Linked DNA regions of Homo sapiens: region 1 is linked to region 2. The links are chromatin loops, found by intact Hi-C in ENCODE. Cell type or tissue: mammary epithelial cell. All regions are shown on one strand. Links, peaks and the distances in the headings refer to the core of each region. The heading gives the core; the rest is flanking DNA. Region 1 overlaps LOC107987108 (a long non-coding RNA gene). Region 2 has its middle 110 kb from the start of RAD23B.

Region 1 (15,944 bases), core at 4,742-12,741, 890 kb after region 2:
CCAAACAAACAAACAAAAAGAACAATTCACATAAAATCAGCTGGAACAGAAGCTGGGGCCTGGTGCTTTCAACTCACTATGTATTTGAGTTCAGATAAGGGTAATTCTAACAGAAACAGACCAGGTATTGTCATGCAATCTAGATAAAATTTAATATATATATATTAAATTCATAATATCAAGATAAAATTTGAAGGCTCTCTTATCAAAGAATAAATATGAACTGTATCATTAGCCTAAACTTATTTAGAACCCATAAAGCTACAAAGTTCTTAACATGCTTTGTTCATGGAAACTACTTACTAAATCTTCCATATGTACTTGAATCTCATTTCAGTCATGTGTCCAAGCTAAACACAGACCATTAACCCTCTTTTAAGCTAAAATTTATTATAAATACAAAAGCATGGGGCTTCATTTAAATCTATTTCCGATTATGAGATCCTCTGTAGAAAAAAGAACACATACCTTTATTTTTTTCTTTAGTTATTTATCCCTCCCCCTTCCTTTAATATAGATCATTAATTCTATGAATACCACTCCAGTTCAGACCTTCCACTTCTACTAGATCAGAGGTTCTTAAGCTGAGATCTATAATATGGAGGAGAGACTGGATTTTTCACTAGAGATCAGGGCCTGGAAACAAGACAGTAACATTGATTACAAGCTGCTGTGAGTCTAGAGAAGCCCAGACACATTAAGAGAATAAGCAGATATTGAACGAAGACATGCAAAACTTACTATGCACCAGGCATGGTTCTAGACACTAGAGATAAAACCTTGAACAAAGACCCTGCTTTTCTGTAGCTTCCATTCTGCTGGAGGAAACAAATGGCTAGCAAACAAAAGAATACTTAGTATGTCAGATGGTTATGAATGCTATGGAGAAAAATGAGACAGGTAAGGGATCAGGAGTTCTGTAAAACTGTCACTTTAAATAGAGAAAGCTTTAGGGAAGGCTTTGCTGAGCAGAGATCTGATGGAAGTGAGGGAATGGGACATGATGTTGGCTGGAGAAGAGCACTCTAGGTGGAAAACAACTGAGTCAAATGCCCTAAGATAGGAAGAGACTTGGAACTGTTCCAGGAGCAGAAAGCAGGCCGTGTGATTGGAGCAGAGTGAGGAGGACCATGTAAAGCCTTGCACTGATGAAAGAGCTTAGGCTTTCACTCTGTATGAGCATGCATTGTAAAATACCAGTTTTCCCCTCATTCTATTCCACTGGCATAAACTGATTGCCCATCACATTCCACGAACTCTGCTAAGCTCTGGGAGCAAAGGCATTAATAGGATCCAGTTCCTCTTAAATAACAAAACAGAGATTTAGACAAACAAACCTAACACAATGTAGCAAGTGGGCAAGTACTACAAGACAGGAGCAGACTTCTGGGGAGCCAAGATCGCGCTCAGCTTCCAGGAGGAGGCAATCAGATACGTGGCTCGTGAGTTCTTTTATGACGGACCTTGAAGGATGGACTGGATTTGAATACAGAGATCTCTGAGCTGTAGAACTTTCTGAAAGCACAAGTTAAGGGGTGGGGACAACAATATGCTTGACATTTTCAGAGAATTGTGAGAGTTTACTGAGTTGGGATATACTAGAAGGTGAGTAATTGAAGATACATTTAGGCAAGAAGATTGAAATTAGATGTTTGAGTTTCATGGATGTAAGACTGAGAATTAGTGAATCTGTATTAGCTGTAGGGTACAATATACCTTCTACGTCATTTCTAGGTATGTATGTTTATATTCATATATATGAAAGAGTTTGTAAAAGTATCCAATGGGTATGTAGGAACCAAATTGAATTGTCTTTTGGCTACTCAATTAAAAATTTAAAATTGGATAGGCTCTTAGGGTTAATCCATTACAAACATGTTGCTCCTCCCTACAACACTGCGCTGATGAGGAAACTCCTAGAGGTTTAATAGGCAACAAAAGGCCATGCTATTAATTAAGTGGTGAGTCAGACTGATGTCCCATTATCTTTCGAACATCTCTCTCTGCCCACCTTGACCAGGTCTTTCTACTCCTCTACCAAAGTAAGTTGAGGAAGACTCTCAATTAATGCTTCAAATTCAGATCCTTGTCTATTTTCATTGTAATATACAGATGATATTAATAATTCAGTTGATATTCCTTCCCCATCTGGAGTGTAATCTACCGTCCCAGAATTCCTCTCATACTGTGAATAGGACATAGCTACATGGCTACAGGCAAAGTTTTTCAAGTATCTGAAATTAGGCCATCCTCCACGCCACCTCCTTCTCTGCAGGACAGAAAATATAGCTTACTCCACCAAGAGACAGTTACACCCACTGCACCATTAGAAATTTTTTCCCCCGTCATTTATTTTCCCAATAGTCTGCATGAGAAGATCCTGGCTTTTCTTTTTTTAATAATTGAGTTTAACAACCAGCTCAACTCACTTTTGGATTTTTCAAATTTACTTCTAATAGAAAGCAAAGTTGATAGAGAGCAAGAGGGGATAATACAACTTTGCCACAAGATACAATCTTAGCCCTCTCCATTCTTAAAAGACTCAAAAGTTCACTCTGATGGTAGTTTCTTTTGCTGTGCAGAAGCTCTTTAGTTTAATTAGATCCCATTTGTCAATTTTGGCTTTTGTTGCCGTTGCTTTTGGTGTTTTAGACATGAAGTCCTTGCCCATGCCTATGTCCTGAATGGTAATGCCTAGGTTTTCTTCTTAGAAAAATTCTTCTATGGCTTGAATTTCATTCAAATTCTGAAAATAACAAACTAGCTTCAAGACTCAACCTAGTCACTACTTCTTTCAGAAAATCCTTTGTGACCACACCCACCCACCCCAACTTAGGGCCACCTTGAAATCCCTACATGCCTTTAAGATAGCACTGATCATATTGTGTTCTGATAAATGCTTTACATGTCTCTTCTTTTTCACCAGGATCTTAGCACCCACCACAGTAGGTAGAAGGGAAGAAAGAAAGGAAAGAAGGGAGGAAGCAAAGGAGGAAGGGAGGGATGAAATGTTTACCATTTTCTAACCTAACTCAAGACACATTGTCTAGTAAATAATTTCTTTGCTACTAATTGGTTAAGAGTAATTTGAAGAGAAATAACTTTGGTGTCAATACTAGGATTCTATGTACACTGATGGTTTATGACAATACCAGGAAGATGATGTTCTAAGTTTAGACTAAAAATCTTAAGATATCAATTTACTATAACACACATTACACCTCAAGCCTGGAAAAATGAAGATAAATATCCCATGGATGTCCAACTGTTTTTACAAGGCATATACAGGCTGTTCTTGGTTTATGTACATTTGTGTTTTACATATTTGAAATACCACATAATTTTACTTAGACCTTTTAGTGAAATAATGTGGTGATGCAATGAAATGTGAGGCAAGTACCACGGTAGGTGGTCCCCCACAGTCTGGGAGCCTTAACTGCCAGGGAATGACAATGTCCAGTATCTATCCTTTACCCCCGTAGTTTCTCTAATGCCTTGTAAATGAAATGCATTTGTGCTGTTTTTGTGTTGTTCTGCATTGAAATTTTCTCTCTTTATATTAATTGCTTATGATTCTATAGCTACACAGATTAATGATGGCACTCACTTCACTGTTAACTATTTTCAATTTATTTAAGCATAGAAAGAAAATTTTAAGATTAAGTATAACCCATAGCCATCAACCCTGTGGCCACATTGCAGAAGCTGATTTATCATCTATAATTCTTTCTCTGTTCACTCTACCTCTCACTCTATATAATTATCAAATAAGTCTAACTTTGTGTAACTATAAATTAAATACAGACAGTGATATCCTCCAAAAGTGGCTAAATACCCTAACTTCCTTCCATGCCATTACTTGATTGAAAAATTATTTAAGATGTATTTATTTTTGTCTGGCATCTGTTTTAAAGACTTTAGCCACTAATTATACCAAGGAATGTCTTCACACTTGAGTTTTTGATCTCCAACACATAGGAGATTGGAATCATATATATACACTTGAAAAACATTAATTGATGACAAGCCTCACCCTGACCAAATGGCTTTAAAGATACTAACTATAAAACAATTAATATCAGAAGTTCAACTTAGGATATAAATTCTCATTTGTATTTTACTAGGACATTGAAAGGTTTCTGCAAATGAAGGTACAAAGAAGGCACGTCCCAGGCCAAAGTGCCTATGATGAAGGCAGCATAGGCTACACAAAGAAACAATGGAACTTAAATAATTTTGCAATTTAATCGATAAATATTTTTGAGCACTAATTATCTGCTGGAACACATGAATATATAAAATTATATAGTGATATATCTATAAATTTAGGGTATAATTATGAGATCTTTTAGAATAATTTAAAAGAAGGTATGGGAGATCCAAAGGAATGACTAACCACATATTTGAAGAGATGGACTTGTGCTGAACATCGTCCTCTAGGAAACTTTTGGTGGAAGCAGAAGCAGAATAATCAGGAACTTCTCACATTGACTGGGTTTACCCAAATTTTCTCTTTTTTCCATATAAAGTTTTAAGTTTCACATTAAGCCATACTTCTATTCTAATGGGAAGTATTAGACTTCCCATTATCCATGTTAAATTCCATCGATCCAGTTTGTTAATATTTTTTGATACCTACGTTTTTGTTATTGTTGTTTATCAGCCAACTGAAGAACCATGTGTTTTTTCCTATTGTGGTAAAATATGCATCACATGAAATTTGTCACCTTAACCATTTTTAAGTATACAGTTCAATGGCATGAAGTATATTCACGTTGTAGTGTGCCCATTACCACCATCCATCACCATAACTTTTGCATCATCCCAAACTGAAATTATATACCACTAAACACTAGCTTCCTATTCCCTCCTGTCTCCAGTCCCTGGAAATCATCTTTTTTTTTTCTCTGTCTTGCTCCCTCTTTTGTAAAGACTTTATTTCTTTAGAGCAGTTTTACGTTCACAGTAAAATTGGGAGGAAGGTACAGAGATTGCCCACATACCCTTGTCCCCACACATGCACAGTCTCCCCTATTATCAACATCCCCACCAGAGTGGCACATTTGTTAAAATTGATGAACCTATGGTAACCTACCATTATCAATGAAAGTCCATAATTTACATTTGGGTTCACGCTTGCTATTGTACATTCTATGGGTTTGGACAAATGTATAGTGATATGTATACATCAGTGTAGTGTCTATACAGAGTATTTTCACTGCCCTAAAAGCCGATACCTAATTTTGACATAAAACATATTCTTTATTCTTTCCTCCAGTTTCATGTCATCTGCATCCTTAACAAAAAGTATTTACCTAAGTCTGATAAAATTATTGGCCTGGGCAGGACCAAGGCCCTTAAGGTTTACTGAGTCCCCAGGAGTCTCCCCCCAGGAGCTATTGCAACACTCATTGGGTACCAACCATTATACATCCACCAAATAGAAAACTGTCAAGCCCTGTTTTCATCTTTGAGATTTTACAAAGCTGAAACATACTACTAGGTAAGAAATAGATTTCACCTAGCTCACATATACTACTCTTGTAACTATAGGATTTCATAAATGGCAAAGATTCTATTCACAAGATGAAATGAAGGTGATAGGTCTTAATTTGTTCTTAAGGATGGTGAGCTAACCCTCAAAGATCACCATATCTTTTTTAATTGCTCAAACATTTTCTTTTTTTATTTACCTATGTAAGAATCAAAAGCTTCTTCAAGTGTTGTAAAGCTTTTGGAAGTCAAGCTATTGGCTCGGCCACCTGCCAGCCATGGCTCTCCACACTCCTCAAACATGGCTGACAGTGCCACAGCCATCTAATCCACAGCCTCTCTCAGCTGTCAAGCAGTCCTGACATTCCATCTGGACAGAGGGCTCCATCTCCTTTACAGAAAGGTAACACTCCCTGGGAATCATGTTGCCTTGGATTTCCATATCCTCCCCTTCATGTTAGTTCTTCTCTTTCTTGCCTGTTTTTTTGCTGATCTGAGGAGAAGTTGAAAGAGGCATTTTATAATTTATTCAGTTGACAATGGACACCTTGCTCTTTAAGAAAAAACAAACAAAAGGCTGAGGCAAGAGAATCACTTGAACCCAGGAGGCTGAGGTTGCAGTGAGCCAAGATCGTGCCATTTTACTCCAGCCTGGGCAACATAGTGAGACTACGTCTCAAAACAAACAAAGAGAAGAATAAATGGCACCAAATGTAATGTAAGGCCCATCAACTCATGGAGCCTAGAGGAACTTATGTGAGTGAGAAGATAGAAAGGGGAACGTATTTTTATAGAGAGTACTTTTACTTGCAGGAAGTTCCCTCTATAGTTGGTGAACCTGTCAACGTAACAAGAAGGGTGGAGGTTGTCCCTCTCAAGATGATCTGAGGGACAATGGTGAGCAACCAGGTAGCTGACGCAGTATGAGGAGACTGTCTTCCATGCCACTGCCTCCTCAGAAGAGTCTGCCCAGTTCATCTGTCAGTTCAGCAGCGGCGCTGTCTGTGATGGTTAGACACCTGGCAGTAAGTCAATACGTTCCCCTTGAGACAAGGAAAATTCCGCAGGTCAGACTTCCTAAGCAAGTAGACTACAAAAAGCAGCGACTGCATACAAATGCTGTAGTAAATTAAGATAATGATATTGGCTGTTTATGGTAGATAAAACATAAATCTGTAATAGAAGCATCTAGGAGATCCCAGCACCCAGTGTATCAACATTAGAAAGAGCAGTTATGATTGCTGTCAAGGAAAAAAAAAATCCAGGGCCTCACTAACATTTAGAGATATAAAGCTTTCATATCCTTCAGCCTTCTTTCCTTTGTGATTTCCACAGGATTTTCATTTCCAGAGATATTATACTACTTGCTTTCAAAGGAATTCAATATTTTCATTCAGAAAAGTAATTTCACAGGAAAGTAACACAGAGTGATGTCCTGGGTATTCATTTTCAGAGCCAATCTTACGAAGTCAATTTGTGCTGCAAGGAGCTGGGGCGACATGAAAAGGTACAGATCCTGTGTATTTGGGTTTCTTCTTTCCCATTCCCCACTTGCAGGATGCTTGGACACCCCGTAAGCATTTGAAAAGAATTAGCTGGCGTTAAAAACAAAATACGCTGCCAACTCCCTTAATAACATCACCCGGTATAAACCAAAGACATGGCTCCTGAGCCCGGGACTAGATTGTGGCTTCATCCCTTCTGCCCTGTAGTAAAAGTCCTATTGCTGTAACCATCACAATCACTGTTTATTTTCTGCACGTTGCTTGAGAAATTGGAGGAGAAAGCAGCAAGTCTAAGGTGAAAGATGAGGAGATGAGTTACTTGCTTAGGTACTTCTGTGCAGATAAAAAGCTAATCCTGATAAAAACCAAAGCTGAAATCCTTCCAACCCACATAAAGTCAAGGTCAGACAACATTAGCCAATCAAGTCGGACGCTGACCGATTTTTTGTAGTGAACCAAAGACCGACAGAGAGACAGAGGTAGCCAGAGAAAGGATGCGAGGGGAAAGGAGTGGAGAAAGAAAGACGAAAGCACCCAGATAGAGATGCACAGATGGACTGACAGAGCGAAGGAGAGACAGAGATGGGGGTGCTGGGAAGAAGTAGCTCCTTTTTCTATTCCTGTTCCTCGACAAATTTCAGGATCAAAAGGCATAAAAAATCTTCAAGTTTTTCATCAGGCATTTGGGGTGACTGAAGAACAAGGTCCAGCTGCCAATGGGTGTTTTCCCTAGGGTTTCTGAATCAGCCACATGCCCTAACCTTGAGGACAACATTGTTTATTCCTGGTGGAAAGATAAGCCAGCCAGCCCCGGCCCCACCCCCCAAGCAAAGCAGAGTGGGCATTGCCGGTGAACAAAGAAAGAGTGCTGTACAGCAACAAGCATTTGGTTTTGATTAGAGGATATTCAGGGACTGTGCAAGTTCTATTAAAATAAGCACAAAACCATTTTAAAGGGCTTTTTCTTTTCTTTCTCTTTCCCCCCTCGGTTTATATTGTTAATCTTTCTTCCTGGACGGCTCCTCACAAATGCCTTTTGTTTTCTTGTGTGATTCTACGTGCCAGGACTCTAAGAAGGGAAGACGAGGTCCTGTTCTGGCATGCTTTCAAGTCTCTTCCATAGGAGATGAAGGCTTGTTGCTGTGCCTTCAAGGGTATAAATTTAGAGGCCGCCAAACCGTCCGGAGGTAATTCAAATGCTGGTAAATGTTGGAATCCACCCTGGCCCCTGCTCATGTGAATACCCTGGCACTAACCCCACTCAGAGGAAACGAAACCAATTTGGGAAAGCGAAGAGAGAATAAACATGCAATTAAAATGGCCACTTCTCCTGGTTTCTTCCTTTAGTTCTTTTTTTAACACTGCATCCCATTCTATAATCTGATGATGAAATGGGCCTGGTTAATTATAACAACATACAAAAGATCGCTGTCTTTTCCCCACAGTGACTATGCTAGCTTTGAATTTCTTTTTTTTTTTTTTTTTTTTTTTTTTTTTTTGGTGAGGGGTATGAGCAAGGGGGAGAGAGGTGGATAAACTTCAAGTAAAGCCGTCATTTTGGAAGAGCCACTATTTTTATACTGTTTGCAAACCCTTCACCAGAGTGAACATTACAGAAACGGCACTTCCCTTTCCATTTATCTATCTTCCTCCTTTATACATAGATAGACAAATAAAAATGAATCTTTCCAGAGGCAGCATGCATGCCACTTCTATATATTCTTCAGATGGCTTATTTTTATTCAGCTTAAAGCATAACCTATCATTTTTATTCAAGATTCCATCCAGCCTCTCTCTCTCTCTCCAAGCAAGTCTTCAAGAAGCCCTGCTGCCCTGCTTTGTTCCAGAGACTCTGCTAAAGGCCAAAAGATGGAGATAGCACACCCATCTGGTTTGTTTTCACATCCTCAGAGAAGGGGTTGAGAGAGCCCCCTCCAGTGGAAGGAACAAGGTGGTTGGGAATCAGCATTACCAATCTTCTCTTTGTTTGTTTGTGATTAGCTTCTTGTGCTCATCTCAGAAAGACTCTCAATATCCATGGGGAAATAATACCACAAAAGGAAGCTCACCCAGCAAATGGGAGAATGGTTGTCAGTACTTTGAAATCCTTACACTGAAAGATTCAATTTTGGTGTCAAAAAAAAATAAGCATCTCACTTCTCCCTTCATCCTTTTTTCCTATTCCCCTTTCCCCCTCTACTTAATTCTACACAGTGTGTGAATTTTATATGCATCAACCTGAAAGCATCTGCTAGAAAATAACAGCCAACCTGTATATGAAATAGGAATAGATTCCGTGTCAGAGCAAAATTAAGACCTTGACTCCTCATCGTTTTCATAATCTTAACATCATGTTTGGTGAATAAATACCACAGGAATACGAAATAGCAGTTGAGGAAAAAAATGAATATTGAAATTTTTAAAATGGCCAGTGTCCAAAATAGTAATATTCACAGGGAAGTGTTTTGACATCTGAGATCACCTCCATTTTCTTTACAGCTGAGCATGCTTGATTTGGTAGGACTGATTTGAACAGACACATTATTACAATGGATTTCAAATGGCTCTCCTCTTTTTTACCCCCTCAATTTCTACAATTACCCATCACTCCAATTTCAGAAGAAAAGCTTAAAGCACAAAATTTAAAGTCAGATGATCTGGGGCTAGAATCCTTGTTTTGTCACTCTCCAAATGAGTAGATTTGGGAACCTGAATTAATCATTCTGAGCTTCGGTTGACAGCTATAAAGTTGGGGAAAACTAACAGACCCATTCTTACAGAGTAGTAGTCAGTGTTTAATAATAATATATATTTTTAGATGACTTATAAAGTCATGATAATTATTATAGCTAATACTTATTGCACACTTAAAAATGTATCACTCATAGTTTTGACAGTTTCACACATATTAGCTTATTCACTATGAGATAGGGTTATTGGGAAAATTAAATAAGTTAATTCATGTAAATGAAGTAATACATTTAGGCCTAGCACATGGTAATGGAATTATTATTAGGCCTTTTACACAGATGAGGAAACTGAGGCAAAGGGAGGTTAAGTGACTTACTCAATATTTCAGATTTAGGAAACAGAAGAACCAATATTCTAACAGACCAGGCTGGCCCCAAAGCCTATAATTGTAATCACTGTACTATATGTTCAAGCTCTTTGAGCTCTTTATAAAGTATAAAATATAATATATAAATATATTTTATACATATGTGTGTATGCAAACACATACACAGTTAATTTCCCATATTAAAACATAAAATACTCAGATTAAGTTTCCACCACCCAGTCCAACCCCACAAGTAAGGAATGAACATTGCAACTGGGGACTGGCCTGATTTATATCCTGAAATCTTCATATTCTCATCTCAGTACCCTTCCTGCACATATTTTCCTTTCTGGCTGATGGGGGTTGTTCAGCTGGGCTTTGTGTGAGTTACAAAGCTGCAACAATTACATGAGGGAGTCCAGGAGCATGTTAACCACAAAAAAAACAGTTGTCATAAACACTGTGCACCTTATGCAGTGCTTCAGTCTTTACGTAAGATTAATTAAAGAGCAGATGTTCTGTCATACCCTGTGTTAGGTATGGTTATCTTTGAGATTCCAGCTTCTCCATTTGCTGGGTTTTAATTTGCATCATTATGCATTTTGAGCCTGGGGCACGAGTAGTCAAGTGGTAAACATTAGCTATACTGCACTGTATTTCCAAATGCACCTTCATTATTAGGCTGACTAATAGAATTCAATTCTATTTTCAGCCGAATCCTCTCAATTTTCATTTGCTTTTGACATGTTACATGGCAGAAGGAAAGAGAAGGGAAAATGAAGGAGAGAGAGGCAGCTACAGCACTCTTTGTGCATAGGCCTCCCATCAGCAAGAGAGCCCCCTCCTGATGGGTTTTGACCATGCACCAGCATCACCTTCCTTTTCCACATAGCTGCGACAATCCTAAAATTTATCCTCTCGTCCTCATGTTAGAGGTTGACACTCCAAATAGGGCAAGATGTCTTTGCTTTTGTTGTTAAAAATTGGAGGCACCTAAGTGTATTCTGATTTTCTAAAGGCAACTACTGAAAATTGATGTCAGAAAACTTTTCAGGCCATGATCAAAGTCTGATATGAATTAATTTGTCATTATAACACAGCCCCACTTGCCAGGCATTTCAGGCCAGGACTTGGGAGAGGCAGCAGATATCTGGGTTGACAATTTCATTTAAAGGACAGAAAGCTTTCTGCTTTCTTTTCATTGGTATCTTGATTTAATGAACACACAAACAGACCATCGCCATATGCTCCAAATACCAGCTTGCTGTTCTTCAAGAAGCAGCTTGGGAAAATGCCAAGGCAAGAAGCTTGGAAGAAACTTGAAAAGGCTTCAAGACATATCTTTGTAGCCTGGGATAGCAAATGCACCAGTGATTAATTACGCTGGGGTTGGACGTGAATAGGAATGTCAATAAGGCGTTCATAGCACTGCAACAGTGGGCATGTTGGCCTGATAATAGAATCCTTTCTGTTTTCATTTCCTGAGTTTCCTTTCTGTTGGTAACACATTCACATTCGGGTCAGAGATATAAGATGGCAATGTCATGCTGCTGCTCATTATAGAATCATTAGATCAGGTGCAACCACAACCAAGGAGGAGGTGTCCCTAGGAAACAGGAACTCCAGAATTTGTGCCAGAGAACTCTTATCTGAAGAGAAATCCATAACTGTCTCTTGTCGCAGAAATCCTCCACTATCTCACCGACTGATACTCAAGAGCAGTAAGGGGTAAGGGGGTGGCTTTCCTCTGTTGACAACATCTCATGTAGAATCTCCCCAGATGACTTTGAAAAATGACTCCCCTCCTTCAGAATCCAGAGTTAGAGTTTGTTGAGGTGTTTTGAGTAAGAAAAGTTACCTTATTCCATTTTCTCTCTTACAAGAAGAAGGTGAAGGAAGAATAGGAGAGGAAGAAGAAGAAAAAAGGATTTTTATTCAGAGCAGAACACTTAATTGGGTCTAATAATAGGGAAGCACTTGTGGAATTTCAATATCAGAATATAGAAAAGCTCATTTGAAAATGAGGATTTCAACTCAAATCTTGGGGCTTGTGTGATCTACTTCCCAATTCAACTTCTAGATTTCTTCCCTCCTACATTCCCTGATGTGATGATCAGCCCATGTGCATGTTGAATGGCTTTCCATCAACTACAAGTCATATTCCAGAATCCTTTGCCTTGCATAAGTGGTCCTTTATGACCAGCCCTATCTTACAGTTCTTGCCTCAGCTCCTACCCTTCCCCCTGCACACTCTGCATTCCTTTTATCATCCTACATAGAGAAAGCTAAAGGGTGCTGGCTCTTTGAACCTTTAGGCTTTTGCCTGTTTATTCTTTCTAACTGAAATTTCTTTCTTCACATTGTCTTTCTAGGATAAATTCTTCCTACATCTTTTACTGCTCTCCTGGGATCTTGTCCCATATTTTTCACTAACACTTCTTTTGAATGTCCCAGCACCACCTAAAACCAAAAACATTTAGAATTTAATTAATCTTCCCTCCCCAAAATCCTCATTTGTCATTTCAGGGCATATGAGGACCATAAGTCCACTAACATTAAAAATACTGATTTTATATTTGACTGTTCCTTTCTTTCTAACTTCCTGATAACCACTGATAATTTCTGATGAATCAACCTCTAGAATCACTACCCTGTCCAAAATCTATATGTTCTACCTAAATTATCTCCTTGGTTATCTCTCTCTATATAGTCATTTCTTTACTCCAGAAATTTGTTTTATCCCAGTCTTTTGTGACTATCACTTCATTGATCTCCTTTCTTTCCAAACTTTCATTCCTTCTATCCATCTTACCTTGAGTCATAGCATTAATTTGTGATACTTAAAATATTCATTCATTCAGTCTTTCCTTTGATATATATGAGCATATGTGCCTGGTACCAGGAAGAACACCCCTTAAGAATATAATTCCCGTATACACATTTACAATGTCAATCAGTGACTTAAGCTTTGTCTCTTTTAAATAAATGGATATTAAGTAAATGACTGAATTAATAAATGAATAAACAGGGCTTATAGTTTAGTAACACTGCAAGCTAAGTAATAATAAAAATGCTTCTGGGCCAGGTGTGGTGGCTCACACCTGTAATCCCAGCAGTTTGGGAGGCAGAGGTGGGCAGATCACAAGGTCAGGAGATTGAGACCATCCTGGCTAACATGGTGAAACCCCGTCTCTACTAAAAATACAAAAAATTAGCCAGACATGACGGCACACACCGGTAGTCCCAGCTACTCTGGAGGCTGAGGCAGGAGAATGGCATGAACCTGGGAGGCGGAGCTTGCAGTGAGCCGAGATCATGCCACTGCACTCCAGCCTCGGCCACAGAGCAAGACTCCATCTCAAAAAAAAAAAAAAAAAAATGCTTCTATGAAATACTTCAAGATAATCTGTAATTTATTGCCAGATGAACAATATCAACATTCTGGACTAATATAATCAGAGAAACTTCTAGAGAAGGTAAGGGCGAAGAAAGAAAACTAATATTTATTGAACAGATATTACATACACAGCCCTATGCTAGGTGAATTACATACATTCTTTTGTGTAATCACTACAACAGCCCTATGAATGAGCCCATTTTATAGATGTACCAACAGAGGCTCATGAGTTAAATAACTGCCCAAGGTCATTTAGGTGGAAAGGGTTAGAACTGAGGTTTGAAACAAGGAGAATGTGGTCCTAATGTCTACATCCTTTCACTGGGCCAAGCTGGAAAAGACAAGGTAGATGTAAAAGCATTTCAAAGGAAGACTAGATAGGTTGTGGTTACTGGTTTTACATGGTAGATCTCCATGAAGGAGGGCTCAAAACTTACCTTCAAATTTTGAATCAGAATGTCTGGGAACAAAATTAGAAGTGTATCATAATATCACTTTGTACCCTATCATTTTATAAACAACTATAATTTGTCAATTTACAATTCAAAAAATAAGAATGTTATAACAAAGAGAAAAAATGAAAATATAAAGACTATAAAAATGACACACAAAATCAATGAAATTAAGAATTGGTTTTCTTAAAAGATAAAATTGACAAACCCTTAATTACACTAAGAAAAATGATACATGACAAATAATATCAAAAATGAAAGAGGAGACTTATAACTGATAATATAGAAATACAAAGGATCATGAGAGGTTACCATAAGCAGTTATACACAAACAAATTGGGCAATCTAAAACTGATGAGTAAATTCTTTGAAACATATAGTTTACTAAGACTGAATCATGAAGAAATCAGAAATCTAAACAGATCAATGACTAGCAAGGGAATTAAGTCAGTAACTTAAAGTATTCCATCAAGAAAAAGCCCAGGACCTGATGGCTTGAGCCCTTATCAAATATTTAAAGAACTAATATCAATCCTTCTCAAACTCTTCCAAAAAATTAAAGAGAAGGGAATACTTCTAAACTCATTTTATGATGGCTGCATTACTCTGACACTAAAGCCAGACAAAGAGACTACCAAAAAAGAAAATTATAGGCCAATATCCCTGAAGAACATAGATACAAAAATTATCAGCAAAATACTAGCAAACCATGGTCAACAGTACATTAAAATGATCATTCACCACGACCAAGTGGGATTTATCCCTGAGATGCAAGGATGGTTCAATATACAAATCAATACAGGTGATTTCCATATTCACAGAACGAAGAAGAAAAACCATATGATCATCTCAGTAGATGTATAAAAAGCATCTGACAAAATTCAACACCTTTTCATGATAAAAACTCACAATAAATTAAGTATAGAGGGAATGTTCCTCAACCAAACAAATGACATATATTACAAGCCCACAGCTAACATCATACTCAATGGTGAAAAACTGAAGGCTTTTCCTCTAAGATCAGGAACAAGATAAGGATGCCACTCTTACCACTTCTATTCAACATAGTACCAGAAGTCCTAGTCAGAGCAATTAGGCAAGAGAAAAAAATAAAACATCCAAATGTGAAAGGAAGAAGTGAATTGTATCTGTTTGCTGATAATATAATCTTACATATAGAAATCCCTGAAGATTCCATCAAAAAAACTATTATAACTGATAAACCCAAATTCAGTAAAGTTGCAGGATTAAAAAAAAGTGTGAAAGGTATATCACTAATGAGTTTATTTACAGACATATTGAGTTCAATCAGAAATATCTGCCTTTAACTCTAGGTTCCTTTTATTTGGATAAGTTCTTCATGAGTTCCTCAATGTCAGCAGGATATTAGATATAGATTACTCTAAAAAACTGAAAAATGACCCTCAAACAATGAACTTACCTTTTAAGATGTTTTGGTATGCCTGGTTAGACCATGGTCTGATGTAATCAATTTGGTTGGTAAGAACAGATTTAAGGAGGTTAAAGGTGGTATAGTAAGAACACTCCGAGTTGGGCAGAGCTTCATGTAGCACTTGGGACAATGTTCCATCCAGTGCCCAAACTCTGTGTCAGATACCTCAAGACTGCTCTTCCAGATGGTGCTCATCACTTGCAGTGACAAGAATCTCATCTCATTGTTAGAATGATCTAATAGTGAGAGAATTGCTTTTTCTTTTGGAATCAAAATCCAACCTTTTATTACATTGATCTACTAGTCCTAGCTCTGCTGGCCCTTTGAAACATGATAGCCCTTCCTGTATTTCATGACAACATTTGTATTTCCCTTCAGTCTTTTCTTTTCCATGCTACAATAATGGGCCTTGTTCATAGGGAGAGAAAACAATCTTTAATCCACACAGTAAGTTTATGTGTTTATCTGACCACTTACCTCCATTTTCCAAAAGAGAATATTAAGTATTAATCAGGATTAGCAATATGCCCAAACTCACAAAGCCTACAGAGGGATAAGAATATAAACTCAGACCTGTATTATAGCC
Region 2 (15,944 bases), core at 4,337-12,336:
TGAACTGGACCCCACTGCTCTTGGTGACATCCAGGCTTAATACCAAGTTGGGAAAGTTGCCTAATATAAAGTTATGTGGTCTTTGTCCCTACTCTGCCTTCTTTCTGGGTCTCTGAGCTTCCCAGAGTTCTTCCTTCCCTGGGACTCACCTCGTTGGGCTAACATTGTTACTTGGGTGCTAATTCCGCCTAGGTCCCAGTGGCTCTCTGCTTAATGCTCCCCATGTATAATTCCATTTCTCCTGTCACTTGACTATTTTTTTCTCTGAATTATTTACTAGCTGGTTTTTCTCCTCCTGCTTCAGAAATGTTGAAGTTCTCCAGCATTCTGTCCTGATCACTTCCAAATAGCTCAGGGATGACCTCAGGACCTGAGCTTAAAAAAACCTACAGCAAAGCACCTTGGATGTTATTACTGACTCCTTTTCCATGCCCACCATTTGATTTATCCACTGATTCCCTCGTATTGAATAAATATTAAATCAATTCCCTTCTCCCCATCCTCATGGTTGTGGCCATACGCCAGGACCTTATTATTTATTGCCTTTTACTGAGATTTCCCATTTACATTCTTAACCTTTCCAATTTACCCTTTTCATTGCTTCAGAGTGATTATTCTAACATGCAAATATGACTACAATATTCCCTTGCTTAAACTATGCCAATGGCTCCCTGTGGTCCACAGAAAAAATTCTTAGACAGGCACATGAGATGCTTCCTGACCTGCCCTTGCCTAACAGTTTGGCTTCACACATCACCACTTGTCCATCTCAGACCCCACATTCTTGCCTCAATGCACTCATCCTGCTCCCTCTACAACCAGACCCTTGGACCTACATGTCCCTCCCTCTGTCTCTGTTGCCTTTCTGACCTCCTTGCCTTGGCTACCTCCTGCCAGGCCTTCAGAATTCAGCTCAGTGGTTGCTTCCATGACCCTGTTAATTTGGGGTGAGATGCTTCATCTGCTCTGTACCAGCAACGTGTGTTTACTGCTCTCAGAATAGGCACCAACCTGCTTGTCTCCCTCTCTGGGGGCTGAGCAACCTAAGTGCAGAAAAATGCTTATTCACCTTTACCTTCTTTCTTCACAGCACTTGGCGTAATGTAGGTGCCCGTACTGGGTTGAATAATGTCGCCCCAAACTTATGTCTATGCATAACCTCAGAATGTGACCTTATTTGAAAATAGGGTTTCGAAGATATAATTAGTTAAGATCATATTGAATTAGAACAGGCCCTAAATCCAATATGACTGATGTCCTTATTAGAAGACGAAAGGATGCAGAGGTGCAGACATACACAGGGAGAAAGCCATGTGATGTGATGGCAGAGAGGGAGATTAATGAGTCAAGGAACACGAAGGATTGCTGCACCCACCAGAAACCAGGAAGCCAGGAGAGAGGCAAGAAAGGATCCTTCCCTAGAGGTGTCAGAGGGAGCATGGCCCTTCTGACATCTTAATTTCAGACTTCTAGCCTCCAGAATAAGAAAATAAATTTCTGTTGTAAGCCACCGATTTTGTGGTACTTCATTTTGGTACTTTGTTATAGGAAACTAGTACAGTGCTCAACATATTTGGTTGACTCAGTGAATGATCCTACCCCTTTCCTACCTCTCCATAGCCATTGGGAAAGGCCTTTGTCAACTCTGGGCTAGAATGTTCTGGTAGCCTTCTGACTTGTCTCCCTGTGTTTATTAAATGGAACAGTGCCATAAGTTTATGACTCCAATGGATTCTGTGTTTGTTAGACTGATTATCAGCTAATTTTTTTCTCATGACTCAATGACAAGGTTAGCTGAATCGTGGTGCTGAAAAATGTCACCTCTGCCCTGAGTGAAGCTTTCATGCGAGGATCTACTGGGGCACCTAAAAGGACAATGATTCAGGATGTCATTGAGCTCACAGAGCAAGCCACATGCCTGTTTTTGCACCTGCTTTGCTAATAAATGAAAGTCTGTATCGCAGAATTCTATCTGACACCTGCTTTCATTACAACATGCAGAGACCTACGGCCCCAAGACCTCTTACATCTACATAGTGAATGACAAAATTGACTCAGGTCAGTTCTAACCAAGGAGGTCATGGAAAGAACTCCGGTTTCGGAACAAGACAAATTTGGGCTAAAATCCCAGCTCCACCACTGACTGCCTGAGTCACCTATGATGTTGCTTCACAGGGTGGTAACAATGATCTCTGCCCGCCTCCCCAGGTTATTGCTATAATTAAGTGAGATCAAGCATGTGAAAGGCTTCAGGTGCTGTAAATGCTTGCTGTTATTCAGTCAGTTGAACACAGTCACACAGCTAAGAGGGAAGGTGCTGTCCAGGGTCTCACCCTGGGGACGAGACTCCCCTGAAACAGAGGCAATGGCCTCTAATGAGGGAACTGAACATTAATTAGGAATCCAGGATATACGACTTTATGCATTTTCACATACATTTTTTTTTCCTTTTATTCCCATGAAAGCCTTTTACTTTAAAAAATTTTTATTCTCATTAAAAAATATAGGAAATGAGGCTCAAAGGCAGGGCACGGCTCCCTACAGCACTTGTGAGCAGTGATTCTCAACCTGGGCTGTGCATGAGGATCCCCTGGAGCTTTGAAAAATCCCCACACCCTGCCGCCTCTCTGACCAATGAAACCAGAACGTCTGATGCTGGGGCCCCGGCTTCAGAACTTCAAAAACCTCTTCAGGTGACTCCCAAATGCAGCCAAGTTTGAATATCTGTGCTCCAGAGTTCACAAATCACTTTCCCCCAGAGGAAGTGGTCTGACCGACCTTTACACCTCTATGAGGACAGCAGAGTAGATTTCATTGACCCCACTCTGATGATGGGAAAACCAAGCTCAGAGAAAATTCCAGAAAGGACTTGAACTAGAACCAGATTCCTTGATTCTTCTCCACTGCTCTATCCCTGTCCTGGGGGGAGGAGCTATGCCACATCACTGACCTCTATTTCCCTTTCAGTATCTGCACCGGAGCGAAGGCTGCCTTGGGTGTTTGGAACAGTTTACCTCTATCTAGCCATCATGGGGTTCTGATGACCCCATCCCCAGCCCCCATCACCTGGTCTCCCCCTGCCCTCCCCTGTAGTTCATGGGTTCTCCACAGCCCGGAGTAGAGGCCAGGGGGTTTTCCACACAGGCTTTTCAGATCCATTTCATTCCCGCCTGTTTTTCCATCTGCCTTGTCATAGGGTGTGTGGTGCAGGCTTGTCTCTGCCAAATGCTTTAGTGGCTCTGGAATGGAGAAAGCAGCAGAAGCCCAGAGTGTTTATGCCATGGGAAAAGCTGGGCTTTTCCACAGATCATCCTTCTCCCCCGCCCCCAGGTTCTCATGCCCTACATGATTCCCAGGGGGCCACCCAGCAATTAAGATACAGTTCTGGAGAGCAGAAGGCTCTGACAGCCCCACAAATCAGCCTCCATATCCCCACCCCCAACACACGCACATCCCAGTCCCTCCCAGAACAATGCTATCGAGTCATCTTGAGCAATGGCACCAGAAAATCCCAGTGTAATGAAAGAAAACAGAGGCCTGTCTTTCTGGCTGCTGGTGCGATTTCAATAGAAAGCCCTTCTTAAGCAGGAAGAAGCAATTCTTCTGCTATGTCCCTAACAAAAGCTGACCTCTTCCTTGGCGGCATTGGGTAGGCCCAGAATCAAGCTGGGGTTATTTCCCCACCATCGCCATAGTCATAGCAACAGCTTTGATTAATGCGGTGTCCCATTAGAGGGATAATGTCAGCCCTAATCAGAAACGCCTCAAGTATCTCTCTTTGCATTTTGGTAAATGGCGTAATCACATTACGGCTGGATGTGTCTGGGAGCTGATTGCTGTCGCACAAGTCTGCCTGATTTTCCAGGTTAAGGGGTGTCAGGGGGCCCGAGATGCAGCTAATTACTGTGCATTGTTAGGAGAGAGGACCAAGGCCACGGAGGCCGCCAGGAATGTTCCTGCCCTATCCTTCCTTCTAAGTCCATAGGAGCGCCCTGGGCTGATGGTCTGTTTGCAAGGATGCCTGCCTGAAGGAGATGGCTGAGAGTCAGAGAGGGGTGCTATATGCTGCTGTTAAGCATAAGGGAAGCAGAGGCATGGTTGAAAAGAACAGGCAGGTAGCTGAGCTGGGCTTGGCTGTTCCTGTCCCTTGTCCATCAAGCTCATGATGGACAGTCAGCCTCCGGTCATGCCACTGGGCTGGAAAACTGGCAGAAGGGGCCCCACTTGGGCCTGGAGATAGGAAACGGCAGGGGTGACATGCACTGCAAAGGCATGTAATGAGTGTGGACTTGACTTGTCATAATAGCATTTGGCTGTTGGCAGGTTCTGCTTTGTCTGTTGAAGCTTCCTACTTGAGGGTAGATTCTTACTGCACCCTGGGGAGACAGACTTCTCCTTCTCTCCCCTTTTACTAGCAGGGAAACCAAGGAAAGGAGAGGTGACATGTCTCATCCCTGTATTGATGCTAGGTTCCACTTCCCAAGAGACCCTTCCCACACGAAAAGCTTCCTCTCTTTGCCTTCCAGCCTAGCTGCTTTTGTTTCTGTAAATCCATAGGTGACAGTAACAATAAATCGTCACCACCTATACTGAAAGATTAAGAGGAGGACCTGAGGAAATATGCATTGAGCCCCCAGAGGCTATTTTTAGATGCTTCTGGGAGGTTTTAAAAAAGGACTCACACAGTTAACTATTTATGACTTTTTGAATGCAGGACAGAAATAGAAGGACAGCACTTAGCTTCTTCTCCAAAGCTGGGGAGTAAATTCCTCTCAGAGACCTGAAACCACTTTGGGGCCCTTAAATTTACTGTCTCTTGGATGGCATTTAATATCTAGCATAACTAATATCTAGTTTTTATTTCTGGCTACAGCAATAGTTGTTCTTTTCGGTGTTGAAAATTATCTCAAGAGTAGCTGAGGAAATTGAGTCACAGAGTGAGAATTATCTCAGAGTCACACGGCTGGTCTGTGGCCAAGCCCTGGTGGAAGCAAATCTCTTGCTATTTGGGCCAAAGTTCACTGCAGAGGGTTGAACTGAATGTCCCAGGGCAGGTTTGGGTGTGGAAAGTTCTTCAGGGGATACTCAATCCAACAAACGGACAAGACGCTATGGTATCATGAATCAACCAAGCTCCATCTGCCACCTTTCCTAGGAGGCTCCAGGCCAGCTTTCCACTTGGAAGAGTCAATATTCTCCCCAAGAAGATGTTGCATTAGACATGTGAGAGGACACAGGCTCACTGCCTACCCTGAAACCTCACACGCTTGTGTTGTATTATGAGCAGGACAGAATGCATTTCCAGGCCGGGTTGTACCTCAGGTCGGGGGGAAATTAGTAGGGTTTCCTCAACTGCTCTCCGAAGCTTTATGTCCTTCCCAGTAGCCAACAACTTGATCATCCCTTCCTTTAAACTTGGCCAATCAGGGACTTGGAAATCAAGGATGTAGAGCCTTAGCCCCAACAGCCAATAGCTTTAAGCTAAACAAACCCACAAGAGACTGGTATTTGCCTGAACAGAAAACCACAGAGGAATGAATTAACACCACGGTCAGAGTTTCCATCTGGGCCCTGCTGGTGCCCTCACCACAGAGGCTGCCTGTGCCGGCAGCCCCACTCCCTGCTGGCTCAGCCTAGCGCAAGTCCCTGGGCCAATCCCGACAGAAGCAGGGTGTACATGAACACTGTCTTCCTCAGCCAGGCTGTGGGGCTTCCCAAGCAGGGACTCAGCGGTCCAGCCTCTGCTACTGCCTCCTTCTGCCCCTCTGTCTATTTCTGGTGACTACCACACCCAGCACGTGGCATGCCAGGGGCCAGCCCCCCATAGCCAAGCAGCCTAATGGGCTGTATGGGTCTTCTTGATGCCAACTCCCACTGGACTCTCCAGTCTGGCAGTGCAGCCATTGTATACTTGGCTGGTCTGCACCAGCACCTTACACAGCAGCTAGCAAAACATAGCAATATTTAGTCCATATTGGGCCCATGAAAATGAAAAGGTGATATCCTATTCCTGTAGAGAGGAGTGATCACTTCCTTGATTTTGCTGATGCACATCCATCTCTGTTTCAAATTGAAAGTGCAAGTTCATTGCAAACCATCTCTGGCAGAATTGTCACTTCTGAACAATCAACCACATTTGGAATTTGGCTCCATCAGACACTGCTCCCTGTCTAGTACCAGGGACTATGGTTGATTCTGTTTCTGTTGACAGCTGTCTTCTCCAGTCCTAGCTCAACTCTTATCCCTAGTCCCACATACAGTGTTTTCATTACCACCTTGCACAGCACAGTCATGCATAGTTTTACCACAGGGACACGTTCTGAGAAATGTGTCATTATGTGATTTCATTGTTGTGCAAACTTCCTAGAGTGTACTTACACAAACCTAGACGATACAGCCTACTATACACCTAGGCTACATGGTTTAGCCTAGTGCTCCTAGGCTGCAAACCTGTATAGCATGTTACTGTACTGAACACTGTAGGTAACTGTAACACAATGGTAAGTATGTATGCATCTAACTTATCTAAGCATAGAAAAGGTATAGTAAAAATGTGGTATAAAAAATAAAAAATGGTATAGCTGTATAGGGAACTTACCACAAATAAAGTTTGCAGGACTGGAAGTTGCAACTCTGGGTGAGTCAGTGGTGAGTGAGTGTGAAAGCCTAGGATATTACCATACTTTTGTTGTTGTTGTTATTGAGACAGAGTCTCACTCTGTTGCCCAGGCTGCGGTGCAGTGGCACAATCTCGGCTCACTGCAATTTTTGCCCCCTCGGGTTCAAGCGATTCTTGTGCCTCAGCCTCCTGAGTAGCCGGGACTACAGGTGTACACCACCACTCCTGGAAAATTTTTGTATTTTTAGTAGAGATGGGGTTTCACCATGTTGGCCAGGCTGGTCTCGAACTTCTGGCCTCAAGGGATCCACCCACCTTGGCCTCCCAATGTGCTGGGATTATAGGCGTGAGCCAGGGCGCCCGGCTACTGTACATTTTTATATGACTGGCAGCACGGTAGATTTGTTTACAGCAACATCACCACAAACGTTTGTGTAATGACATTACAACAGCTATGCCATCACTAGATAGGATTTTTTCAGCTCCATTATCATCTTATGGGACCATTGTTGTATACGTAGTCCCTCACTGACTCAAATGTCCTTATGTGATGCATAACTGTAGTTGCATTTTAACTCATCTGTCTTCCCTATCAGACTGTGAGCTCCATGAAAGCAAAAACCTCTTCTGGTTTTCTCCTCATTGTATTCCCAGCACTTAGCACAGCGGCTAGCAAAACATAGCAACATTTAGTCCATATTTGATCCATGAAAATGAAAAGGTGATATCCTATTCCTATAGAGAGGAGTGATCACTTACTTGGTTTTGCTGATGCACGTCTATCTCTGTTCAAACTGAAAGAGCAAGTTCATTGCAAACCATCTCTGGCAGAACTGTCACTTCTGAGCAAGTGTATGTACAAAGACCTTTGCTCATTACAAAACAGGAGTCGTAATAGAAATTAGTCCCTTTGGTTTATTTTACAATTGTATTTAATTGCTCACCATTCTGCCAATTAATCAAGCCTTCAGTTGCCCTAAGTATGGAAATTTTTTAAAGAGGTGGATTAAAGGAGAAATTGCACTTGATGGGAGAAGATGAGGCCATGGCTCTGAAATATCTTTAAGTGAGTCACAAAGTATTTTTAAACCTTAGTTTCCTCATCTGGAAACTGAGATAGTTGAACTCAGTAATCACTACTTTTCTTTCCAGGTTTATGGTCCTATTAACTTATAATTTTGTTGCACTAATGCAAGTCTCCAAGCATGCTCTTTCTGTCTTGTGTTTTGGCCAAATCAGAACCTCAGGGTTAAGCCTTTGCATGACTTTTCATATGTTGCCACCAGGTGGCAGGAGTGTGCCACAGTCCTTTGGTCTCATGCATAAAGAGCATGAGCATCAGAGGTGGACTTAGGATGGTAGCTTTCTGAGCTAGAAGGGCAGAGTCTTTGAGTTTTTGAAATAGCAAACCCTCTTGTTTATGAAAACACATTCGCTTTTATGCAAAACAACAATTTGAGGGTTAGCAATGACCATATCTAGAAATGACCAGGGACCAAGAGTTTCATGGTCCAGAATTTTAAGGACATGGTCCCCAGCCCCTGGTGATCTTCTCACTCCCACTTTATACCTGAGTAGGTCATGGCAGCCCATCACCCCAGCAGCCACTGTGGAATTCAGTGTCCCATGAGGAACACCACGGGCTGAACCAGGGTTGATAGATTTACACTGTTTCTTTGCTCCTTCCTGTCTCTTTCAGGGAAAGAGATCAGGGCTAAGCCCACCCAAATTTAGGGTCCCTAAGTCCTTTGAAAAAAAAACTTTAAACTATTTGCCTAATTATAGTAAAGTTTTACCTAAACACAAACTCAGCAAGAAAAATTGTCACCCCCTGTGATGGTCAGTTTTGTGTCAACTTGTCTGGGCCGTGGTGTGCCCAGATATTTGGTCAAACATTATTCAGGGTGCTTTTGTCAAGCATTATTCAGAGTGTGTTTTTGGATGAGATTAGCATTTAAATCTGTAGACTCAGTCAAGCAGATGTGGCCCTCCCTAATGTGGATGGACCTCATCCAATCAGTTGAAGGCCTGAATAGAACAAAAGGCTCTCCTTCCTCCAAGTAAAAGAGACTTCTTCCTACCTAAGTACTTTCTTCAAACTGCACAATGGCTCTGTCTGGGTCCCAAGCCTGTCAGTCTTCCCCCTAGAAGCTCACCATCAGCTCTCTCGCATTGCTAGTTTGGTAACTCACCCCGCAGATCTGGAGGTTTCTCGGCCTCTACAATCACATGGCCAATTCCTTAAAATAAATCCCTTTGTGTGTGTGTGTGTGTGTAATATATATAAATATGTATAGTATATATAAAATACGTATATTATGTGCATATATGTATATGTAAAATATCCCATTTCTTCTGTTTCTCTGGAGAACTCTCACTAACATACTCCCTGGCTTGCCATTCATCCTTTGGCTATGCTTTCATTTCACACATGTATACTGAGAACCTATCTAGTACTAGGCCCTGTACTAGGCATCTGAAATAGAAAGGTGAAGCCAGCTGCCCGACTTAACAGATTCAAGAACAAGGGAAAAGACAGTACAGAAATGAGGTGTCACAGAATAGAAGTCAATGTGGAGCTGGGGAAAGCTAAGAATGACCAGATGCTGAAGAGGAGAAATGTAAGCTCATTTCCTGATGATGCTACTTGTCCGCTGCAGAAAAACCACAACAATCAGGGCACTGTAAATTAGTGTGTTGATGACATTGTCAAAGGCATAAATAGCAACAATGTGGAAAGTTAGCTCCAAGCTACTCAAGCTGCCAGGAAACTACTTTCTAGAGGAAAACAGCCCCGCCCCCGCCCCCCACCACCCCCCGCCCCACAAAGACAACTTAATCTGGGCTGGTTTGATTCCAAAATTTGTGTCTTTCTTAGGCAGAACTGATTGTAGTCCCATTCAGTTTGAATCTGCCTGGATGCTCACTAACATTGCTTCTGGGAATCAGAACAAGCCAAGGTTGTGGTAGATGGAGGTGCCATCCTAGCATTCATTTCTCTGTTGGCATCTCCCCATGCTCACATCAGTGAACAAGTTGTATCGGCTCCAGGAAACATTGCAGGTGATATAGCTCAGTTTTCCGAGACTTGATTACTAAGTACAGTGCCGTTGACCCACTGTTGGCTCTTCTTGCAGTTCCTGATATGTCATCTTTAGCATGTGGTTACTTATGTAATCTTACCTGGACACTTTCAAATCTTTGCTGCAACAAGAATCCTGCACCCCGGTTAGATGCTGTTGAGGAAATTCTTCCTATCTGAGTTCGGCTCCTGCATCATGATGATCCAGAACTATTAGCAGATGCCTGCTGGGCTATTTCCTACCTGACTGATGGTCCAAATGAATGAATTGACATTGTCATGGAAACAGGAGTTGTGCCCCAACTTGTGAAGCTTCTAGGAGCTTCTGAATTGCCAATTGTGACTCCTGCACTAAGAGCCATAGGGAATATTGTCACTGGTACAGGTGAACAGACTCAGGTTGTGATCGATGCAGAGGCACTTGCTGTCTTTCCCAGCCTGCTCACCGACCCCAAAACTAACACTTGGAAGGAAGCTATGTGGACAATGTCAAACATCACAGCTGGCCGTCAGGACCAGATACAGCAAGTTGTGAATCATGGATTAGTCCTATTCCTTGCCAATGTTCTAAGTCAGATCTTAAGACACAAAAGGAAGCTGTATGGGCCGTGACCAACTATACCAGTGGCGAAACAGTTGAACAGATTGTGTAGCTCATTCATTGTGGCATAATAGAACCATTGATGAACTTCTTAACTGTAAAGATACCAAGGTTATTCTGGTTATCCTGGATGCCATTTCAAGTATCTTTCAGGCTGCTGAGAAACTAGGTGAAACTGAGAAACTTAGTATAATGATTGAAGAATGTGGAGGCTTAGACAAAATTGAAGCTCTCCAAAATCATGAAAATGAGTGTGTATAAGGCTTTGTTAAGCTTAATTAAGTATTTCTCTGTAGAGGAAGAGGAAGATGAAAACATGGTGCCAGAAACTACCTCTGAAGGCTATACCTTCCAAGTTCAGGATGGGACTCCTGGGAACTTTTAACTTGTAGATCACATAGCTGAGGCATAAATTTGTTGTGTACTATGTTTGGTATAAGTTTGTTTCTCTACTATGTTTGTATAAGTACTGTTTCTCTACAAAGAACTCTTTTTAAATATGGTTTGGTATTGTAGCACTTTTTACACTGAAACTATACTTGAACAGTTCCAACCTGTAAATACCGTATAAAGCTTGTCCTCTGAATGGGTTTCTTATTTCTTTGTGGAATTTTATATCTCGCAGTGTCCTGTAAATAAAGACTAAAGTCCACCCCCCGGAAAAAAAGAAAAAAACAAAAAACAAAATAGAGAGGTGAACAAGTTAGCATGTTTCCTGCCCACAGAAAACTTCCAATCTACTGAGGGGGATAAACGATCAAATGCTCACACAAGTGTAAAAATGTAGCTATAGCAAGTGCTGCGGAGAGACAGGAGTGGCCTCTGGGAGTAGTAGAAAGGAGAGGCTTGAGCTGCACTGTAGCCACTAGCCACAAGTGCTCATTTAAATTCAAATTACAAGGCCAAGCGTGGTGGCTCACGCCTGTAATCCCAGCACTTTGGGAGGCTGAGGCGGGCAGATCACCTGAGGTCAGGAGTTTGAGACCAGCCTGGCCAACATGATGAAACCTCGTCTCTACTAAAAATACAAAACTTAGCCAGGCATGGTGGCAGGTGCCTGTAATCCCAGCTACTCAGGAGGCTGAGGTAGGAGAATTGCTTGAACCCAGGAGGTGGAGGTTGTAGTGAGCCGAGATCAAGCCACTGCACTTCAGCCTGGGTGACAGAGCGAGACCTTGTTTCAGAAAAAAAAAAAAAAAATTCAAATGACAGTCAGACTCCACATAATGATGTTTTCGTCAGTTAAGGACCACATATATGATAGTGGTTCCATAAGATGATGATACTGTATTTTTACTGTACCTTTCTAGGTTGAGATATGTTCAGATGCACAAATGCTTACCATTGTGTTACAGTTGCTCACAGTGTTCAGTACAGTAATATGCTGCTCAGATTTGTATCCTGGTAGCGATAGGCTACACTGCATAGTCTAAGTGTGTAGTAGGCTATACTATCAAGGTTTAAGTACAGTCTAGGATGGTCTCACAATGACAAAAATCACCTAATGATGCATTTCTCATAATGTGTTGTCATTGTTAAGTGACACATGACTGTAGTTAAACTTAAATACAAATAAAAAAAATTAAAGCACTCTGGGAGGCTGAGGCAGGAGGATTATTTGAGCCCAGAAGTTTGAGACGAGCCTGGGCTACACAGGGAGACCCCATCTCTACAAAAAATAAAAATAAAATACGTCAAGCATGGTGGCACGTGCCTGTAGTCCCAGCTACTTGGGAGGCTGAGTTGGGAGGATCGCTTGAGCCTGGGAGGTCGAGGCTGCAGTGGGGCTGGGATCGTACCCCTGCACTCCAAGCCTGGGCAACAGAGTGAGACCCTGTCTCAAAAAAAGAAAAAGCTCCTCATCTGCACTTGTGAAGTGCATGGTAGCTGCAGGCAGTCAGCAGCTACTGTATTGGACAGCACACATAACAGAACATTTCTATCGTCACCAAAAGTAATAGTGCTGACCTAGAGCAAGGTTTCTCAAACTCAGCACTATTAACATGTTTGGCTAGGTAATTCTTTGCTGTTGAGGGCTGTCCTGTGTCCTGTTAGATGGTTATCAGCACTAACTCCCCTCACCCAGTTATGACAAGCAAAATGCCTCCAGACATTGTGAAGTAGCCCTTGAGGGGGCAAACTTGCCCCCAGTTCAGAACCACTGGGCTAGAGGACATTCAGACAGAAATAATTTTAGTAATCAGAACGCAGAGTGGTAAGGGCTTTGAGGTGGTAAACCAAGGTGTTGTCAGAACATGGGAAGAAAGTTCTCATGTCAGACTGGAGGACGCAAGGGAAGGCTTCCCCAGAGAGCTGACTCCCAAGCTACATCTTGAAAAGCAAGACAATGGCAGCAACGAGGCTTGATACCATCTAGTATGACACTAGTTCCACCATCAACCTCTTCCTGCCTTCATCATCTATTCCGGTCCCTGGATGGTTCCATGCTAAACTCAGAGGGTGCTGTATGAACTCTACTTCCCTTCATTCTCCTTTATTTTTTTTAGATTACTAGTCTTGTAATGTTTAAAAATCTCAGCTGGGTGTGGTGGCTCACACCTGTAATCCCAGCACTTTGGGAAACTGAGAGGGGAGGTTTGCTTGAGGCCAGAAGTTTGAGACCAGCCTGGGCAACATAGCAAGACCACTTTTCTACAAAATGTTTAAAAATTAGCTGAGTGTGGTGGCGTGTGCCTGTAGTCCTAGCTACTTGAGAGGCTGAGGTGGGAGGGCCACTTGAGCCCAGGAATTCAAGGGTGCAGTGTGCCATGATTATACCACTGAACTCCAGCCTGGGTGACAGAGTGAGACCCTGCCCCCAAAAAAGAAAAGATCTCTTGTTCTTTCCTGAGTTGGTTAGGGCTCTTAATGTGGCAATAAGAGCTAGTTCAACAAAAGGGGTACCAACTGTGAAGACAGGCCACATGAGACTCAAGACAGGAACCCAAGTTCATTCGGGCCCCATGCATATGTGAATGGGAATATCATTGCACAAAAAGGCTGCTCTATCTCTTGAGGGCTTCATGACCTCACTTAAGACATCTCTGATGCTCTCTGCACATGACCTCTAGTCTCAACTGTCCGCTGATCTGTTTTCTCCTCCTTCAGTTGCAGATAGTTCACAATGGCCACCCAGTTCCCTCTACAGATGGGTAATGCTTCGTAGTCGGTTTGACTTCATTGTCAGCTGGAACTGGCCTATGTGAATTTTAGCTCAACATCCTACGTAGGAATATAATAGGCCTAACTCATCATTTTTCGATAAAGGCCACACAAGTCAAGGGCTCCTAGTCTAAAAGACAGTTCCCACCTGGGGCTGCTGTCTACCCCTATTCTGTGCCACTTGGTACAGAGTCTGTGTCTACCCAGCGGGGACCTGCAGTGGGAGATAAGGGAAGGCTAGTTGCCCTGTACACAGTTGGCTCAAGAAATGAGGGTTAGTTCCTCATTTCTTTTTTCCATTCTTGTCATCAGTTGCTCTGGAATTGTCCCAGATTCCTCCATTTTCTTATCTGTAATCAACTCCTTACTTTCTCTCATCACCTAGTACAGTACCTAGCACATAGTAGATGCTCAATAAATATTTGATGTATTGAAGCCTACTAGTCAAAGACTGCGAGGAACACACCTATAGTCAAACACGTGTAGGTTTATTGATCTTGCTGCAGTAAGGAAGAGCACGTGGTTTCTCAACAAGAGGGCATTGGAGGGGCTTATTGAAGGATTTGGGTTTAGGCTAGGTGACTGTAAGGGAAAAACTAGAGAAACAAGAGCCAGTTTTGTATTAGATGTTATTAGAATGTGAGGACAATTCAGCAACTTGGTATCTGAGAAATTCTTGTTGAGGAAGCAGGAAGAACAAAATGGGACTGGGATGTCGTTGGTAAAAAAAGTAATAATAGTAATCTCCCAGAGGTAACTTTTTATCTCTAATGTGGCTTTGACTCTGTTTGCGTAGAAACATTATTTATTACAGTCTGATTGACAACAGGGTTGATTTTTTTTTTTTTACATTTTCAGTTAAATTAAAAAAAAAATAACTGAATGACTATTTACCCAAAGGAAGAAGCAATTGCAATGAGTTACAGGCAAGAGCAAGGTGCTAAGTTTAAGCCAGCCAAAGTGACTCTTCATATTATCTGTCTTTCAAATGATTGCTTTTTACTGATGTTGAAGAAAATTGGCCTTTAGTATAATGATGTAACACAGATTCATCTGAGGCTTCCTCTACAATTTTGAAATAAATGGTGCTGTATGTGTTCCATTGTTGATATTTTCACCCTTCTTTATTTTGATTGCTCATTCAAGGTTATCTTGCAATTGGCCAACGTTCCTCTTCAAATGTGGTCCCATACATTCCAGATATTGTCTGCTTGGAGCTGAACACAATAGGTCAATTACTTCCTGAGTTTGCAACACCATGCTCATGAGACACACTTTTTTTTCAGTAGTCATATTACACTATAGGTTCACATAAGGCCAGAAGTTTAAGACCAGCTTGGGCAACATAGCAAGACCCCTTCTCTACAAAAGGTTTTTTAAAATTAGCTGGGTGTGGTGGCATGTGCCTGTATTCCTAGTTACTGGCTTGACTTGGTTAGAGCTCTTAATGTTTTTAAGCATGAGCACCCTGGTCTAGTATTTGATTTTTGGAATATGAATAAAAAGTGAATTTGTCATTACTCACAACATTTTATCCATTCTTACTCAACATTCTGGAAGGTTGGAAAAACACCTGTTGTATTTGCTTTTCCTCTGACTTTTTGTTGTATGCAATTTGGTTTACATCACTTCTCTGTAACTCATGCACAACGTTGGCCAAATGTTGAACTGGATACCTGGAAAAAGAGAATCTCTCCAGCTTCAGGAAGTCATCAAGCAACACTCTTTTGTCATGATTGTTGGACTGCTTTCAATTTATTAGCCCATTTTATTAGTCAGGGTTCTCTAGAGGGACAGAACTAATAGGATAGATGTATATATAAAGGGGAGTTTGTTAGGGAGTATTGACTCACATGATCACAAGGTGAAGTCCCACAATAGGCTGTCTACGAGCTAAGGAGCAAGGAAGCCAGTCTGAGTCCCAAAACCTCAAAAGTAGGGAACCTGACAGTGCAGCCATCAGTCTGTGGTTGAAGGTCCCAGAGTCCAAAAGCTGAAGAAGTTGGAGTCCAATGTTCAAGGGCAGGAAGCATACAGTATTGGAGAAAGATGTAGGCTGGAAGACTCAGCCAGTCTAGTCTTTCCATATTCTTCTGCCTGCTTTTATTCTGGCTGTGCTAGCAGCTGATTAGATTGTGCCCACCCAGGTTGAGGTGGGTCTGCCTTTCCCAGTCCACTGACACAAATATTAACCTCCTTGAACAACACCCTCACTGACACACCCAGAAATAATACTTTGCATCCTTCAGTCCAATCAAGTTGACACTCAATTATTTCCCATCACACCCCTGCACATTTCACTCCTGTGTGAGTAGACAGGGAGCTTCTGGCCATGGTGCAGCTTGAAGAACCAGGAGGAACGGAGAGGATTGGGCGAAGTGGGAGCAGGATGACCAGTGAAGATTTCAAGGAATAATACAAGACTGAGTCCATTTGTTCTCAAAGTAGGACAGGTGGCATTGGAAATGGACAGGAAGATG

Evidence for each region. A loop is a pair of places that touch in the nucleus more often than their neighbours do. Peaks named below come from ENCODE experiments on the same cell type or tissue, not always from the same donor. Only the 100,000 strongest peaks of a DNase experiment are listed, where the experiment ranks them.
Region 1: it touches region 2 in a loop (4-fold over the local background); 4 of 110 quality-filtered maps call a loop at or near these places.

The regions. Positions count from the first base shown.
Region 1 is chr9:106,279,419-106,295,362 of GRCh38, reverse strand. The region is part of intron 3 of LOC107987108 (a long non-coding RNA gene); the gene reads right to left. Among named protein-coding and RNA genes, the nearest start is that of MIR8081, 310 kb to the left of the region's middle. In mammary epithelial cell, for the core only: CTCF peaks have their summits at 8,936 and 10,888; no DNase peak of the experiment used is centred there; H3K27ac peaks cover 324 bases.
Region 2 is chr9:107,164,319-107,180,262 of GRCh38, reverse strand. It overlaps the pseudogene LOC644661. Among named protein-coding and RNA genes, the nearest start is that of RAD23B, 110 kb to the left of the region's middle. In mammary epithelial cell, for the core only: a CTCF peak has its summit at 7,904 (motif pointing right); a DNase peak (open chromatin) is centred at 7,912.